Linked DNA regions of Homo sapiens: region 1 is linked to region 2. Evidence: chromatin contacts called from ENCODE Hi-C data. All regions are on one chromosome and are shown on one strand. The core of a region is the stretch at or near the end of the contact, and the rest is flanking DNA. Distances in the headings are between cores, read along the strand shown. Region 1 holds the start of TP73-AS3 (TP73 antisense RNA 3). Region 2 holds the start of CAMTA1-DT (CAMTA1 divergent transcript).

Region 1 (3,453 bases), core at 840-3,339, 3.1 Mb after region 2:
GGCCCGCGCACCCCCATTTAAGAGACGCTGGTCTTCCCCAGACCTGCCAGGGCTCCTCCCTCCCAGCACCCATCGCATGGAGAGACATTCACATGCTGACTCTTTGCGGGCCAGACCACCAAGCCCTGACTGCTCTCTGCGCTGCAGCCCCAGCACCCGCCTGGCACACAGTAGGTGCTCCGTGAAGAAGCGATGACAGAATCCATGATTTGGTTTGAGCGGGCGGGGCCCAGCAGGTCAGGTCAGGACAGGAACAGAGTGACTGCTGGAGAAGCACCATTTGGGGTTAAATTGCTCGACTTCCTCCTCATTTCTCCTCACTTTTTCTTTTTCTTTTCCTATCTTTTTTATTTTATTTTATTTTTTTTGAGATAGAGTCTCGCTCTGTCACCCAGGCTGGAGTGCAGTGGTACGATCTCAGCTCACTGCAACCTCCGCCTTCCAGGTTCAAATGATTCTTCTGACTCAGCCTCCCCAGTAGCTGGGATTACAGCTGTGTGCGCCACCACGCCCAGCTAATTTTTGTATTTTTAGTAGAGACAGGGTTCACCATGTTGGCCAGGTTGCTCTCGAACTCCTGACCTCTGTTGATCCACCCGCCTCAGCCTCCCAGAGTGCTGGGATTACAGATGTGAGCCACCACGCCTGGCCTTCTTCCCCACTTCTAAGGGGCTCCTGTACATCCCCACCTGGACATGGGGCTCTTGAGTCTTGAGTTCAGACTGCGGGACCCCAGGGAGACGACACCCACATTCCAGAAGCCTGTGCCCATGTGGTCCCCCGGCCCCATCATCATCCCTGCCTTACCTGTGCCCATGTGGTCCCCTGGCCCCATCATCATCCCTGCCTTAGGGATGAGCAGAGAGATCCTCAGAGTGGTGTAAAACGCACCCAGAGCGACACAGCAAGCCAGGAAGAGCCCATGGTCTCGCCCCCCGAGCCACATGCCCATCCAGGAGGCCAGGCTGGAGACTTTGCAAAGAGCCAAGGGAACAGGATCCAGAGGCCCTGGCCCCTCGGACATTCCCCCAAGGCTTCAGGGAGGAGCTGGTCACTCAGTTTCCCTACCCACCCTCTCACCTCTAGCAACACACTTGCACATACATGCACATGGACACACCTATTCACATATGCGCACACATGTGTCCGCAGGCACTGCCACGTACACACTCTGCCCTCCTCACAGCAAATCCCCACAAGCCCCTCCCCTGTCCCCCAGTTTGATGGGTCCCTGAGGATTCCCCAGCCTGGGAGTCCAGCCCTGGAAGCAGGACCCAGGCAGAAGGAACAGGACATGCCCAGCCCCTTCCTGCCGTCCACGTCATGGTCAGGCTTGGGAGTAGCTGCGTGAGTGCCGGGGAGGCCGGGGCATGGCTTGCTGTTGCCGGGAGAGGCTCCGGGGCCACAAAAGAGTGAGGGGGCTGGGGAGAACTGGGAGGTTCTGGATCAGCTGTGTGAGGCTGAGGATGGCGGCCCCCAGCCGGGAAGCCCCCGGACGTGCCAGGCTGGGGCAGTCACTCTGCGCCTCCTTGGCAGGAAGTGGAAAGAGCTCCTGGTGGGTCCAAGGGGTGGAGGTGGCGGTACCAGAGCCACTTCTGCCCCCGATCCTAGGGTCACACGAGGAGCCCTGATGTGCCACTTGGGGCAGATGGCTCCCCAGAGCTGTGGCTTGTCCCATCAGGAGAACTGTGGGCAAGGCCTCCCCACCCTGGCCTGAACAGTACTGCATTTCCAAGCCGCCTCCTGGGAGGCCGTAGAGGGGCTCTCTGCACCCCAGGGTGGGCCCCCGGAGCCACTGCACCCACGGTGGCAAGGAGACTCCCCCCGACTCAGGCCGAGAGGAGGGCGAGCCAAGCCCAAGCCTACCTTGGCTAAGCCTGGGCCCCGGAGGGTCGGTGGGGCCAGGTGGAAGTGGCCCTCGGCTGGCTCCTGGCTCCCGCAGGCGGGCGGTGGCAGCAGCGTCCCTGTCACCTAGGTGATGACATTGGAGTTGCGAAACTAGGCGGCAGCGTGGCCGGCCTGGAGCTGCAGGGCAGCTGGGGGCGGAGCATGGCCTGGAGCCCTGGGGCTGGAGACGGGCCTGGAGCCAGCACCTGCCGCCTGCCACCTGGCATGCACGCGCCACCCTGCATCCCTGCTCCCCCCAACCCTCCTCAAGGCGACTGACAGGGCCGAGCTCAGGGCAGCCAGGACAGGGCTGTCTCCACCCAGCTTTGTACTCGTTTCTACTCCTCATTGTGGACACTTCCAAGCACACTCAGCACTACAGGGAACGGCCCAGGAACCCATCCACCCGTCCCCAGCTCTCATCACTCTGACCTCTGGCTTTTTGTTTCCTGGGGCATTTCACAGCAAATTCCACCTATGAGACCGTCTCATCCGTAATACACCAGTACATGCTTCCAGCAGGTAAGAACCTCTCTTTTAAAATATTAGGTCAAACCATGAAATTGCTGATAATTAACCGTTTTGGTCCTACCAACAATACACACACACACACACACACACACACACACACGTGCAGCAAGTTCAGATAATTCAACATTATATGCAGCCATAATATCAAATTCTGAATCTTTAATGCTGGTCAGAGGATTTTGAGGAGCCCCGCCCCAATTTTGGAGAGGGAAGTGTGTGTCGCTGCCACTGTGCCACCTTCCTCCCCCACAATTGCAGCAGCACGGAGTGGACAGCACGGATGTGTGTCTAGGTGCTGCACGGATGTGTGTGACAGCTACTCATGGCTGTTGGCTCCAGGAGGGGAGATGGCCCCTCATCGCAGCCGGGTGACTCTTTGGAAAGTGTATCCATGGGTCATTCTCAAGCACACCAATTTGGGTTCCTTGGCTGCAGTGACCTCCTGGCAGGCACTCCTCCTCCCCCACCCCTAGTTCATAGGAAAGTGAGGGGAGAGGAAAGACCTGAACCCAGGGAGGCTGGTGCCTGGCTCCTCTCAACATCCTTGTTGGAGACAAAAGGTGGGTGGGTGACAGGAGGAGCAATAGCAGCTGGACCCTGGCCATAGCCATGGCCAAGTCTGTTCCCTGGTCTGAAGAGCAACTAGCACAGAGTGACAGTGGCCATGAGCCCTGGGGGGACACTGAAGGGGGAGTTCAAGGAGAATTTTTGCACACCTGTGCACCGTAACACAAGGGTTGCAAAGCTATTCCTGAACTCCCCTGCCCTATTTTAAGCTGGGTGGTCCAGATGTGAACTACAGGGCAAGCCCTTGTTTATTTCCTTTTTTTCTTTTTTACTTTTTTTCTTTCTTTTTTTTTTTTTTTGAGACAGAATCTCTCTCTGTCGCCCAGGCTGGAGTGCAGTGGCTCCATCTTGGCTCACTGCAACCTTTGCCTCCCAGGTTCAAGCGATTCTCATGCCTCAGCCTCCTGAATAGCTGGGACTACAGGCACGTGCCACCACGCCTGGCTAATTTTTTGTATTTTTAGTAGA
Region 2 (3,823 bases), core at 1,289-3,788:
TATGTAATGAATGTGATTTCATCTGTGTATACCTACATGTATGTATATGTAAACAAATGAATATAGCATCATGATCTGGTTCTCCAAAGCAGAACCGGAACAGCAAAAAACAGAAAGCATTCAAATTCCCCCTTCTGAAAGCTACAAGATCTAAAGAAATGTCTGGATCCCACAAGAGACAACACCAGAGCCAAAGGAAGGTTCTAGTACAACAAGGAGCACACAAGCAACCTCTTCCAGGATGGCATGTGGGCGACACGGGTGTCTACACTCCCTTTTCTGAATGGAAAGGCATATGGCTTCTCCTTACCCAGCCAACATGAATACAATTTGAGAAAATTAGAAAAAGTCAAAGTAACAGGCTCACTAAATATGGCTGACTGCGAAGCAGAAGCCACAGAGGAGGATATGAGTTCTCTCAAAAAACAATCGGGAAGTTTATATCCAGGAAAGGTTCAAGGACTCTTGAGTGTGGGACGGACAAAGTCTGGTTCTCACTGCACAGAAGACAGTAATCAAAACATCAAAAAACAAGGCCACATGACCCTTTTCCCAGTGAGGTAGTGTCAACTGATGAAGGTTGCCCCCTCCTGAGACACAAGAGTCAAGTGGAGGCAAAAATATACCCCGGTCTTCCTCAGACACAGGAGCAACTAGTGTGGCCCCTTTTCACTCAAGCACTAGGCACAATGGAAGCCCTGCCCTACATCTTATTGGGGCGCCCACTCTCACCCAGACAAGGAACTCCGAGAAGAGAGAACAAGTCAGTGTAGACACACAAATGGCGAAAGGAGCACGGTGAACGTCCAGTTGTCTCCATAAGAAAAGGAGGGCAACTCAAAGGGTATTTAGGAAATGAGCTCGCCCTAACCCAGCAAAGTGTAAGAGTATGCATGATCTGGAAGAAGTGTCTGCTTTCCTATTTAGAAATGACTTCAGAGCTGCACAAGCCCCCACTATCCACTGGGTGAGGAAAGAAGAACATGGGCAGCCTGAGTCCCCTTGTCCTGGCAAAAAGGGTCAACGGAGAGTGTGCAGAGGCCCCAAAAGAATCCAAAGAAGATGAGCAGATCAGACGGACCCCTGTGCCAAGGAAGGATCGGGGTCACGGAAGGTAAAGGGCAAGGGAGTGTGGAGATCCTCACTTGCCATAGAAACGGAGACCCCACCCTCCTGGCTGTGAGGGTGCAAGGGCAAGAGTAGGATGTGAACGACTGCGAGGGGCGGGGATGCTGCGCAGGCCCCCTTCCCTTCCCGGGAAGCGAAGGGGGAGGGGTCACACGAGGCCCTTCGGCCGAGGGACGCTCGGCAGGACGGGGTCCCCCTGGCGGGGAGAAGCTCGGGGACCCCCCGCCCGCTCAGGGAGGTGTCCACGGGGCTGAAGAGGGTGCCGGAGAGAGTACATCTGGCCCTGCCCGCCGGAGAGCAGGGGGCCGGCGAGGGCTGAGCGCCGGCCGCTGCCGCCCGACGGGGACCGGCCCGGAGCAGTGGGGCGCGGGGCCAGGAGGACCCGAGGCGGATAAACTTTCCGCCCCGCGGCCCCCACCGTGGACCCAGCGCCGGGGGTGCGGGGGCCGCGCAGCGGGCTCGGGAGCGGCGGGGATGCCCGGTCCGGGTGGGGGAGGCGCCGGCCCTCCGCCGGCTCCTCCTCCTCGCTGGGCCCGGTCCCCGCCCCGCGAGCCCCCCGCCCCCTCCGGCCCCAGCCCGCCCCCGGGGGTGGGGTGTGGGGCGCCGCGCTCCGCCGGCCCCGCGAGTCACCTCAGGACTCGGCCGCGCTCCGCCCCCCCACCCCGCCGGCCCCCTCCCCGGCCGGGTCGCCCGCCCGCCCGCCCGCCGCGCCCCCGCGCTCCCGCCCGGCGCCGCCGATGCCCGGGATGTCCGGCGGGGCCGGGTCCCGCCGCCCGCCGCGCCGCCCCCCAGCCCCTCGCGCTCCGGCTCTTACCTTCCGGCTTGTTTTCGGCAGCCATTTCCCCTCCGCGCGCCACATCCTCCTCCTCCTCGCGACCGGGACCCCGAGCGCGCGCCTCGTACCGCCGCCGCCGCCGGCCCAGCCACCCCGCCGCCGCCGCGCACCCGCCCTGGCCCCGCCCCGCGGCCCACGCACAGCTCCCGTTGGGCCGTGCGGCTGCCACTCATCGCTCCCGCCGCCAATCGCCCCGCACCAGGGGTCTCACTACTCTCCGGGAGGAGCGTCCTATCCATCCGGCCCATTGGCTGGTCACCACCCAACGGACTGAAAGGATTGGTCAAGAATCAACGCCCCCTCCCCACCCACTCCCAGGAAAGCCCGCCTTCCGGACCTAAACAAAGCTTCCTAGTGGCCAGAACCCGAAAGAACTGTCCAATCAGGACGGGCCCGACACGGAATATTTCCTCGAGGCCGAGACGTGGCGTTTTGATTGGGCGTCACTACAGTGTTTCCCAGGCCGTCCAGACCAATCAAAGGGGGTTCCCGGAACTCGGGAGCGGCGAAGGGAAGCCCCGCCCCCGAGCGTGACCGTCATGAGGAAGGCGCTCCCTCATTGGCACGCTGGGGCTTTTCCCGCGTGCTCCCGGGGCTGAAGGACGTTCCCGGGGAAGCCGCTGCTGGCGCGTGGGGTCCCGGTGGCTGTGGGGGACGCGCCGGGATCTCCGGGATCCCGCAGCCCGCCGCCGCTGCCGGTGGGGAGCCGGACGCGGGGGGCCTCGGGGCTGAGGTCCGCAGGGGTGCCGCGCCCTGGAGTCCGACTGCCTAGGAGTCCGGGCGTCGCTGCCGGCCGTGGGGGAGGGGCGAGCCTCCCGCCAGGCCCCGCCCCCTCGGCGCCGCGTCCCCACGGCCCCGGCGCCGCCCGCCTGCGCCCGCCTCCTGTGCCCGCCCCCGGTGAGCTCCGTTGTCCCCTTTTCTGGCGGCTTAAAATACCGAAACTTTATTTTGGTCACGTTGCCCATGTGACCCGCGGAGCGGATGACTCATGGTTGCCTGTCCCAGGATGAGGCCGCCGGCCGAAAGCAGAGAAGCGCCAGCCCCGGCCGCCCGGGTGGAGCGCTGGGCAGCCGAGTTTCCCACCCTCCTCAATCCGGAGAGTCCGCGCGGGGCTTTTCCTAATAAATAGCCAGGCACCCGCTGCCCTCGCGCTGCGTACGGGAGCACGTGCCCCCCGGGAGGTGGGCGCCCGCCAGGTGCCCCGGGAACGAGCCTAGGAACCGGGTCCGCCGAGTGCGGCTCTCGGGGCGGCTAGGCGTGCGGGTGGCTGGGCAGCGCTCCCAGGGACCGGCCTCTCTCCGGAGAAAGTAAGGAATTCTGCTCCTGGGCAGGTAATACCGGAAACAAAAGGAGAGGCTGCAATCGCAAATTGTTTAAAAAGAAGAAAAAGGAAAGAAAAGTTGAATGTAAGAGCTCCAGCCCCTCAATGTGATCTTGTACGGTTTGCAGTAAGAACATTTCATTCTTCCGCATTTTATTTTTCCTTTTGCTACTGTTGGTGACAACTAGCAAAATAAGTGAAAAATCCTCGTTCAAGTGTTCTGGCATTAAGATTGACTGTCACACTGAATTCTGTGCCAATCCTAACAACATGTGTTCTTTTTCTGGTCTTCACAAGTAAGAATGTCTTAGGTTTTCCAGAAATAAAGATGTCCCAAAAGAATGTTTTGTGTTACACACTCATTCTTCAAGAAACTTTAATTTTATGAGCCTCAAAAATTGCAAAATTTTAACAACGGCGGGACAATATTTTATCGATTAGCATTCTTAATAGCACCTATGTTGACGATTTGTGTGGAGAAACGGATTCTTAAAAGAAGTGCTGGTGGCATTGTAAATTAGTATATTCCTTTCGAAAAG

What was found. A loop is a pair of places that touch in the nucleus more often than their neighbours do. Pooled maps may share reads with other maps.
Region 1: a loop to region 2 is called in a pooled map, with 13 times the contacts of the local background. The contact joins the promoter of TP73-AS3 here to the promoter of CAMTA1-DT in region 2. A Hi-C loop is called at or near these places in 2 of 37 single-sample maps with no recorded cell type and 3 of 50 pooled maps.

Annotation. Positions count from the first base shown.
Region 1 is chr1:3,667,581-3,671,033 of GRCh38, reverse strand. TP73-AS3 (TP73 antisense RNA 3) reads left to right here and starts at 2,089. Exons shown (of 3, transcript NR_187362.1): 1 at 2,089-2,409. All of the region lies in intron 1 of TP73 (tumor protein p73), which reads right to left.
Region 2 is chr1:6,783,695-6,787,517 of GRCh38, reverse strand. It overlaps CAMTA1-DT (CAMTA1 divergent transcript), which reads left to right and starts at 2,538. Exons shown (of 3, transcript NR_149049.1): 1 at 2,538-2,860; 2 at 3,295-3,369; 3 at 3,473-3,626. CAMTA1 (calmodulin binding transcription activator 1) reads right to left here and starts at 2,064. Exons shown (of 23, transcript NM_015215.4): 1 at 1,943-2,064. The coding sequence starts at 1,987. RefSeq lists silencers at 1,312-1,491, 1,502-1,771, 1,982-2,141, 2,482-2,891, 3,022-3,081 and 1 more and enhancers at 2,347-3,021, 3,022-3,698.